Linked DNA regions of Homo sapiens: region 2 is linked to region 1. Evidence: read pairs that join two places in POLR2A ChIA-PET (ENCODE). Cell type or tissue: Panc1. All regions are shown on one strand. Links, peaks and the distances in the headings refer to the core of each region. The heading gives the core; the rest is flanking DNA.

Evidence for each region. ChIA-PET counts read pairs that join two places held together with the same protein. Peaks named below come from ENCODE experiments on the same cell type or tissue, not always from the same donor. Only the 100,000 strongest peaks of a DNase experiment are listed, where the experiment ranks them.
Region 2: POLR2A ChIA-PET joins it to region 1 with 8 read pairs; 10 of 35 experiments call an interaction of 5 or more read pairs at or near these places.

The regions. Positions count from the first base shown.
Region 1 is chr2:222,876,283-222,881,673 of GRCh38, reverse strand. All of the region lies in intron 1 of ACSL3 (acyl-CoA synthetase long chain family member 3), which reads right to left. Among named protein-coding and RNA genes, the nearest start is that of ACSL3, 18 kb to the right of the region's middle. In Panc1, for the core only: no CTCF peak of the experiment used is centred there; a DNase peak (open chromatin) is centred at 2,682.
Region 2 is chr2:222,746,003-222,751,393 of GRCh38, reverse strand. It overlaps LOC105373903 (a long non-coding RNA gene), which reads right to left. Exons shown (of 4, transcript XR_001739904.2): 2 at 1,120-1,241. Among named protein-coding and RNA genes, the nearest start is that of MOGAT1, 77 kb to the right of the region's middle. In Panc1, for the core only: no CTCF peak of the experiment used is centred there; no DNase peak of the experiment used is centred there.

The sequences.
Region 1 (5,391 bases), core at 314-5,313:
GTGGTGGCGCATGCCTGTAATCCCAGCTACTTAGGAGGGTGAGGCAGGAGAATCGCTTGAACCCGGGAAGCGGAGGTTGCAGTAAACCAAGATCGCACCATTGCACTCCAGCCTGGGCGACAAGAGTGAAACTCCATCTCAGGGGTGGGGCGGGGAGTGAATATCAATTACTAAGTTTTAAAGGAACATCTTATTCAGAAACAAAATTGCTTAAACTTAAAAACAGTATATTTATTAGAAATCAACATTAAACATCATACTGAAAAGCAAATTCCAACCAAGTAAGGGACAACAAGGCCAACTATGATCATAATTATTATATATCAAGAAGGCTCTAACTCTATGCTGTCCAATGCGGTAACCGCAAGTGCCACTGCACACCTGAAACGTGGCTAGTCCAAACTGAGATGTGATCTAAGTGTAAAATACACATGGGATTCCAAAGACCTAGTAGTAAAAAAAGAACATAAAATAGTTAATTAATAAATTTTATATTGAACATATACACTGAAATAAGATTTTGAATATATTACATTAAACAATGTAATGAAATCAATTGCCTACTAGAAATGTAAAACTACATATATGGCTTACATTTACGGCTCTCAAGGCATGTCTTCTGAACAGCACTGCACTTTAGCCAATGCAATGAAAAAATAAACGACAGTTATGAATACTGAAAAAGACAGAATCATTATTGTGTGCAGATAAGTGCCTGCCTGACAAGAAAATCTGAAGGAATCATTTGAAAAATATCCAACCAGAGGGAGAATTCACAAAAATACTTCGATACCAAGTAAATAATAAAAATAGACAGGTTTTTTTTTGTTTTTTTTTTTTTTGGGAGACAGAGTCTCGCTCTGTCACCCAGGCTGGAGTGCAGTGGCGTGAACTCTGCTCACTGTAAGCTCCGCCTCCCGGGTTCACGCCATTCTCCTGTCTCAGCCTCCTGAGTAGCTGGGACTCCAGGCACCCACCACCACGCCTGGCTAATTTTTTTTTTATTTTTAGTAGAGACAGGGTTTCACCGTGTTAGCCAGGATGGTCTTGATCTCCTGATCTCGTGATCCGCCCACCTTGGCCTCCCAAAGTGCTGGGATTACAGGCATGAGCCACCGCGCCCGGCCAAAAATTGACAGTTTTTTTATATATTATTAATCACCAGTTAGAAATTGAAACGGAAATATAGTCACAATAGCAAACGCAAGTTTAAAATACTTCATGTAATATAACATTCATATTTACATATGGGTGTCTGTGTATGTAAAATGCTACTGATAGACACACACAAAAAAACCCTGAATATATGAAAAGACAGACTTGCTCCTGAGTAGAAAGGATAAATGTAATTCTGCCAAAATTAACCCATAAACCAAATGCAATCCCAATGAAAATCCTACTAGGATTTTTCTTACGTGTTTGTTTTGTATGCTTATGTGATATATTAATTCTAACATTTATCTAGAAGAAAAAACTTTGAGAAACAGCATATTTAATGCATATTTGCCCTATTCCATATCAAAACACGAATTGTTAATACAGAATTTTAAAACCAGAAATAGTCATGGGACTTTTGTATATGGCAATAGTGACATCACAGATCAGCAGGTAAAATCTTATTCAGTAAGTTGCACAGCATCAAAGAAAAATTTTAACAGAGGTAGTAGCTGAATTAAGTCCTGGAAAGATGAGAAGCAGATCCCTGAAGCAAACAACCAGCCTAGTAATACCTCTCTTCCACAGCTCCCATATTCCATAAATAGAAAAAAAAAAAAAAGGTTTATTATTGGTCTTTATTCTGATTCTGAAACAGTCTCCAGTGATGTCAACCCACAGTCCACATTGCCTGGCCTACGACTGTTGGGAAGGGAAGCACTGGCTCTGTTTCACATATGTGATACTGTTCTGTCCCCATCTCCAACACCGCAGACTACGGCAAATGTGTGCATCCACAGGTATCCAGCAGACCTGTGACCAGTGAAGCCTGTATCAAAAACATGAATGTGCTGGTCCAATCATACTCTTCTGTCCAAAACTTGGAATGGGGTATGGAATTGGAGAGAGACAGAAGCAGCTAAGAGGACTGTCAAAATAAACTCATCTTTCAAGATGCAGGATGAGTATAATTACCCACAGACAAAGCTGAATAAATCCCTCCAGGCTCTTATTCCTCCTTCACTCCTGCCTAACAGGGAGGCATGGGTGAGCATACAGTGAGTAATCACAAGTAGCCTGAGATCGCTGGAACACAGGAAATATATGGGGGGAGTTAGCAATGAAAATGTTGTAGATAGCATGAGATCGGTTTTCAAGTAAAGCATTTAACTAAATTTGTTTTTTATTTTATTTTATTTTTTTGAGACAGTCTCGCTCTGTCCCCCAGGCTGGAGTATAGTGGCACCATCTAGGCTCACTGCAATCTCCACCTCCTGGGTTCCAGCAATTCTCCTGCCTCAGCCTCCCACGTAGCTGGGATTACAAGCGCCCGCCACCATGCCCGGCTAATTTTGGTATTTTTTGTAGAGACAGGGTTTCACCCATGTTGACCAGGATAGTCTTGAACTCCTGACCTCAGGTGATCCACCCGCCTTGGCCTCCCAAAGTGTCGAAATTACAGGTGTGAGTCACTGTTCCCAGTCCTAAATGTGTGTTGTTGTTTTTTTTAAGAATGATTACTTGGGTCAACACAGAAAATAAACCGAAAGGGATTCCAGGTATGTGGTTATTACCACAGCCCAAGTGATGAAGTGCAGAATTTAAGGCAGTAGACACAGAAGAAACAGGACCAACTGTACAGGCTTCTCTGAGGTAAAATTAGTAGGACCTGTCAGGTAGGATGTATAGAGTAAGGGCTCTGAAAATTAAAGTCTACATTTCCAGAATGAAAGAATGGTGGCGTGTAACGAGGAATACAAGAAGAACAGACACAAATATGAGCGCATAAATATAGGGCTGGATGTTAAGTTTGTGGGAAAGACCAGAAGAGAGATTCACTATATTGTTAGAAATACAGGGCTGGGGCTCCAAACAGCTGAAGATGCAGAGGTCACAGTCATCATTGACTCTATTCATAGAACACAGAATTCCTCAGAAACAGTATATTCAATTGTAGGATAAAGGATTAAGGGCAGATGCCAGAAGAACCAACAAGAAAGGTAAAGGAACAGGAAACAGTGCCCTAGAAGCCAAAGACAAACACTTGTTGTCAGGAGTGTCAACAAGGCTGCAGAGAAGGCGATAAGCAGCAATGACATTAAAGTACAGCAAGCAGTGGGCCTGGCCTGAAACAATCCATCGCTTTCCTGCCTTCACAATCACATAATTTTTTAAATTACATTAGCATATATTACTCAACCAGTTAGTACATATTTACCAACAGAAAAGCTATTCTTCAGGAATTCCTGAGCTTCCATTAATAAGTATATACTGGTCATTCTGATATGAGATTTTTGGCCTTCCAAAAATTTTCTGGTAATATATTCAAATCTTTCAACTCAATTTAATAAATGCTTACTCAGTATCTCATGTCCATTACTGTGCTAGGTGGCAGGGATGCAGAGACTGATTCATTCATTCAACAAATGTGAGTGTCTCCTATACGCTGGGCACTGGGTGTGCAGCAGTGAATAAAGCACAGTATCTTTCTTTCTAGTGGAAGAATAAATTAAACTTACTCTCCCTGAAGGAGCTCAAAAGAAACACATTATGTTCTTGACTTATCTAAGAAAGACAGCAAATATAATTATTTCATAAAGCTATTTGAAATTAATAACAAGAAACAAAAACTGTGATCACCTATAATTAACATGCCTGTACTCTGGCATCATGTAATACAAAGAAATTTTATTAACTTAAATACACAGCTCCCAATTGTCTACGGGTAAATTATCCATGCATCAAGGGCAATTCCCAAATAGTGACTCACAATTCTGGGTAGTGTTCCATCCAAATTTCTAGCATGTAATCTAACACATGATGTAGTATATAATATATAGGCATTACATATGCCAGTTTTACACTATGTCCACCATTCTCCCCAGAAACATCAATGCAAAGAACAGAAACTGTTACATGCCTACAAAATCATTTCTGAACTAGGTATTTATAAAGGTATAAGTGTATATGTAGCCGTCACTGAGGTTAGTATCTAATAAAAACAACAAATGCCAATATAGATGTTTCTCACCAAAAAAGTAAATCTACGAATGTGCTATGCTTTTCATTCTCAATACCAAAGTTCAGATTTACATAAACAGGCCCTGAGTATTCAACTGATCCTGCCCTCATGGAACTTTCCATCTGGGCTATCATCTGCTCCACCTCTTCATTACAAGGAAAATCACAAAACTAACTTTTAAAAAACACCCTCTAAACAATCTAAGTACAAAACCATCTCTCAAGTACAAAACTCCAAAACTACTCTTAACCATAACCAGTCCTATTCCACCAACTCTTTCACTTCAATCCTTTGACCTCATCCAGAACTCCAATCCCCTTGAGCTCTCCACCATCTTTCTCAATCTATCAGGCCTCCCCCTGCCTGATCTCTACTGTTAATTGACTTATCCTGTAACACACCCTTTCAGTTCCCCAAGCATTCCCCATGTGTGTTCTTGTCCCATGCCTTTATGCTTGGTATGTCCCCTGGGTCCCATCTCCAATCCCCTCCTAACTCAGAAAAACTATGCTCTATCCAGAAGTAAAGGAATATAGATTTTCAATGAACTCTCTCCATCTATTTTTACCTCCATCGTTTATCTCCCCTCCTCCATCAAGGCTGGGTTAGATGTCCTTCCTATGAGCTTCCAAAACACTTCAGGCATACCATTAACGTAACTTATTACAACTGTATTTTAACTTTGCTTTTCTGTCTCCCCACAACAGACTGTGAGCTTCTTGAAGCAAGGACTTTTTTTTTTTCTCTGCTTTCCTAGAATCTAGCCGAGTATGTGATACATAGCGGGTATGAATAAATGTATACTTTTATAAATACTATTTTATATTCTATAATTTAAATAGGCATAAAGAAAATATTTTAAAGTCATAAAGTAGGACCAGGTATGGTTGCTCATGCCTGTAATCCCAACAGTTTGGGTAACTGAGGCAGGAGGAATGCCTGAGTCCAGGCGTTCAAGACCAGCCTGGACAAAATAGATCTAGTGTCTACAAAAAAAAATGTTTTTAATTGGCTGGCCATGGTGGCACACGCCTGTAGTCCCAGCTACTTGGGAGGCTGAGGTAGGAGGATCACTTGAGCTGGGGAAGTTGAGGCTGCAGTGAGCCATGATTGTGCCATGGCACTTCAGCCTAGGACTGAGATTCTGTCTCAAAAAAAAACAAAAAAACAAACAAACAACAACAACAAAAAAAACCATAAAGCAATAACTAGCT
Region 2 (5,391 bases), core at 200-5,199, 130 kb after region 1:
TGGCTGTGCTGGAGCCTATCTGAATCTGCTGTGATTCTGGGGGCTGCCTGTTTCGTGAGGTCATTGCTCAGTTAAACGCCTTTAAATTTAATTCTGCTGAAGTTTTTCTTTTAACAAGACAAAGCTAAACCTTAACTGGGCCGTAAATTGCCAAGTTTAGGTGCTATGTCAGTATTGGGGGCTGATTAAAATTAACTTAGTATTTGGCTGGGCACAGTGGCTCACACCTGTAATCCCAGCACTTTGGGAGGCTGAGGCAGGCAGATCACCTGAGGTCAGGAGGTCGAGACCAGTCTGGCCAACATGGTGAAACCCCGTCTCTACTAAAAATACAAAAATTAGCAGGGCATGGTGGCACATGCCTGTAATCCCAGCTACTCGGGAGGCTGAGGCAGGGTAATCGCTTGAACCCAGGAGGTGGAGGTTGTAGTGAGCTGAGATCGTGCCACTGCACTCCAGCCTGGGCAACAGGAGTGAAAGTCTGTCTCAAAATAAAGAAAAAAAAAAAGAAGGAAGAAAACATCCAGCAGAGTGCTGATCACAGTGGCTGGTTGCTGAAGAAATGTGGGCACGCTCTTTGACATATGCATCCCACAGTGCCTTGCATACAGCGGGTAACCAGTAAATTATGAGTTCACTACAAAATTACGGCATTAACAAAAGCAGCAGCTGTGGACCTGATTCTTATCAAAGGAAAGCTCAAGAGCCTTAAGCCATACATATTGAAAGAAACCCAAATGCTATTATTTTATCTGTATTTTCCTCTAACTTCTCTGGCTTTTACAAAGGAACTGCTATTTGCAGCAATTTACCATATCAGCTATTAACATGGCTCCAGAATATAGTTTTAGCTTTAATTTTTCTTATAGGTGACTTTTTTTTTTAACTAAAACGGAAGACTGTGATATGCTCCAATTTTTTGATGAAAATCAACCTTCCTCCATTCTCTGCTTCATAAAACTCCCTGATAATGGTGGCTCATGCCTGTAATCCCAACACTTTGAGAGGCCAAGGCAGGAGGATCGCTTGAAGCCAGGAGTTTGAGACCAGCCTGGGCAACATAGTAAAACCCTTTCTCTACAAAAAATAAAATAAACAGCTAGGTGTAGATGTATGTACCTGTAGTCCCAGCTACTCAAGAGGCTGAGGTGGGAAGGTGGCCTGAATCCACGAATTGCAGGCTGCGGTGAACTACGGTGGTACCACTGTACTCCCTTCAGCCTGGGCCAAAGAGCAACACCCTGTCTCAAAAAAAAAAAAGCTTAAATTTTATTTTAAAAAAATAAAAGAAGGTTATTAAAGGGCTTTCAGTGCAATTTTTATCACAATTCCAATGACATTTTTCACATAAGTAGAAAAAACAATTCTAAAATTAACATGGAAACAAAAAAGACCCTGAATAGCCAAAACAATTTTGAGAAAGAACAAAGCTGGAGACAGTTGCTGATTTCAAACTATGTTACAAAGCTATAGTAGTGAAAACAGGATAGTACGTGCATAAAACTGAACACATAGACCAATGGAACAGAATAATATGCCCATAAATAAACCCATGCAAATAAATAGTCAACTAATTTTTGACAAAAGCACCAAGAACATGCAATGGGGAAAGGAAACTCTCTTTAACAAATGATGTTGGGAAAATTGAATATCTACATGCAAAATAATAAAAGTGGATCCTTGTTTTATAACATATTCAAAAATTAACTTGAAATAAATTTAAGAATTACATATAAGATCTAAGACCATAAAATTCCTAACAGAAAACATGGCCAAAAAGCTCTTTGTATTGGAAGCAATGATTTTTTTTTTTTTTTTTTTTTTTTTTTTTTTTTTTTGGCCATGACACCAAGAGCACAAGCAACAAAAGCAAAAATAAACAAGTGGGACTACATCAAACTAAAAAGCTTCTGCACAACAATCAAAAAAAGGAAGAGGCAGCTAACAATAGAATGGGAGAAAATATTTGAAAACCATATATCCAATAAGGAGTCAATATCCAAAAAATATAAAGAACTCACACAACTCAATAGCAAATAAATGAATAAATAAATAATCTGATTAAAAAATGTGCAAAGGTCCTGAATGGACATTTTCCAAAGAAGACTTACAGTCAATGGATATATGAAAAATGCTCAACATGACTAATCGTTGGAAACATGCAAATCAAAACCACAGTGAGATATAATATCACACCTGTTAGGATGGTTATTTCCAGAAAAGACAAGGGATAAGTGTTGGTGAGGATACGGAGAAAAGAAAGCACCTGTACACTATTGGTGGGAATGTAAATTTGTCCAGCCATTACCAGAAAATAATATAGAGGTTACCCAAAACATTAAAAATAAAACTATGATATGATCCAGCAGTTCTACCTCTGGTTATGTAACTGAAGAAAATGAAATCAGTTAAAGAGATATCTGCATGCTCATGTTCATTGCGGCACTATTCACAATAGCCAAGATATGGACTCAACCTAAGTATTGATCAATGGATGAATGGAGAAAGAAATTGTGGTTCATATATACAATGGAATATAATTCAGCCATAAAAAAGAAGGAAATTCTGCATTTCTGACAACATGGATGGGACCTAGAGAAATTGTGTCACATGAAATAAACCAGACACAGAAAGACAAATGCTGTGTGATCTCACATACAGAATCTAAAAAAGTTGAACTTATAGAAGCGGAGAGTAGAATAATGATTACCAGGGATTAGGGAGTGAGGGAAATGGGAGATATTGGTCAAAGGGTACAAACACTCAGTTATATGATGAATATGTTCTAGGAATCTAATGTAAAGCATGGGTGGTGATGGATGTCTTCATTTTATTGTAGTGATCATTACACAATATATACATATATCAATCATCACATTCTACACTTTGAATATATACAATCTTTATTTGACAATTAAGTATTCTAAAATAAAATTACAAAGAAGGGTAAGGGCTGAGAACGGAAAGAAACAGAATGATCAAAGACAGAGTTGGCAGTGTTAGGAAATCACCACACTGCCCTTGCTAAAATATATGATATTCTAGAATGCTTAAGAGTTTCAAAAAGACAAGAAATATCTAATTTTAAGAGTTTGGTGTTGATAGTGGGGGAGGCTGAGCATGTAGGGGACAGGAGATATATGGGGACACTCTACTTTCTGCTCAGTTTTTCTGTGGGCCTAAAACAAATGTAAGAACATAAAGCAGTCAGGCATGGTGGCTCACACCTGTAATCCCAGTACTTTGGGAAGGCTGAGGCAGCAGGATCATTTGAGCCCAGGAGTTCCAGACCAGCCTGGGCAACATGGTGAGCCCTTGTCTCTGCAACAAATTTAAAAATTAGCCAGCTATAGTGGCTCATGCCTATAGTCTCAGCTACTTGGGAGGCTGAAGTGAGAGGATCACTTGAGCTCAGGAATTTAAGGCATCAGTGAGTTGTGATCAAGCCACTGCACTCCAGCCTGGGAGACAGAACGAGACCTCGTCTCAAAATAAAATAAAATAAAGCCTATTTAAAAGAGGGTGGGAAAAGCAGTTTGGCTCAGGTAGAAAGCCCAATTATAAACATAGAATGCTGCAATGACCACCATGTTATTGTGTGAAACTGATTTTTTTTCTTGTATTTAGTCATAATGAGACTGAGTTGAAAAAAAGGGCGGCTGGGGGCGGTTTCCAGGAAATACAACAGCTTCAAAAGAGATGGACATAGAGGCAAAGCTTAAAGTAAGAATCGCAATTAGCAAGTCAATAAAGGCTTGGAGGTCAGCTTGTGTTGCTGTTGTTTTACCAGACTTAGAGGTTGCAGGATCTGCAGGATCTTTTTTACTTTGGTGGCTGTGAAAAAGTCAATCTGGGTATGATTTCCAGTGCCTGGATTCCTATCTTAGGGTTCTCCAAAGGCACAGAACTAATGGAATAGTTAGTTTATATTTTTAGCAGAGGCAGGGTTTTAGCATGTTGGCCAGGCTGGTCTCAAACTCCTGACCTCGTGATCCGCCCGCCTCGGCCTCCCAAAGTGCTGGGATTACAGGTCTGAGCCACTGCGCCTGGCTGGTAAATCTGTGTTTTAATATGAACATTCTCGAGGTTTAATAGGCCTAAATAAAACATAGCTTCAGGTCTGTGGGCTGCCACTTCGTGACTTCGGCTTAGAATAATTTTAAAATTGTATTGGGCAGTGGAGATAAAAGTGCTGCAGGCTACAAAGGAAACAGACACATATATGCAGGAGTGAAGGTATAAGGTAAAGTGCTATAATAAAGGCAAGTTCAAGGTTGATGGCATAGGGGAACTAGGAATTTGCAGAAGATCAAACTCTTGGTTCCTCTCGTCTTTGCAATATGTATCAGACATTTATTTGAAACTTGAATGTGTATGGGCATGACACATGTCTACAACATTAGTACAAAAGTGTCCCAGTACAATAAGCCTATAGTTACGTCCTGTTTCCTATTATAAAAGCATTCATCTTGGCTGCTGACTGTTGACTTCTTTTTTTAAAAAAAAAAGCAAATTGGACTTTACCAGTGGTTCTCTACCAGGGATGATTTTGGCACATTTGGCAATGTCTGGAGACATTTTTGGTTATCATATCTGTGGGTAGCAGGAAGATGCCACTGGTATCTAGTGGTTAGTGGCCAGGGATGCTGCTATACATCCTAAAGTGCCCAAGACAGCCCCACCATCAAGAGTTACGTGGCCCAAAATGTCAACAGTGCCAGAGATGAAAGACCCTGACCCAGGGGTTTACAATCATACCCTATAGCCAAATACTAGATATTGCAATTCAATCTGCTTTCAGATGTACCATGACCGAGAATTGTTTATCTCTCTCCTTTCTTCAGCAGTGCCAGGCTAGCCAGGTCTCCTCTCTGTGTTATGCAGGGACAATCTGCTTTCGTTGCTATCACTCCCAAACGGGCACACACAAAATCAACTCACAGAGCAGTGGAACAAGTGAGCTCCTGTTTAACAGGATTCAGGCTCCATGTGTTCTCTACTATTCTTCTTATTATTACTTAATCATGTCCTTGAGATCTCACCCTCCCAGCTCAAGTAACTTAGCAAAATATTTCTTTCCAGTAAATAATGAGCTTTCTCAAAAGGAATTCTGGTGTAAAACATTATCGTTAACTGGTTGTTTCAAGTGATTGTGGTAAACTTTGAAGTTGTATTTGTCAGACAAAAATCTAGCACATCAGTGGACCTTTGTAATGAAACTGATATGAAATTCTGATTTTATCATTTAGAAATGTAGGAAGTTTAATACCTCAAAAGTATTGTAAGAATTGAAACGGCAGCACATGCAAATACGTATCAGATTAAAGCTAACAAACGTGCTATTTTTCCCTGTTTCTCAAAAACAATGCAGTGTTTTGTGAAGCTGGCCTA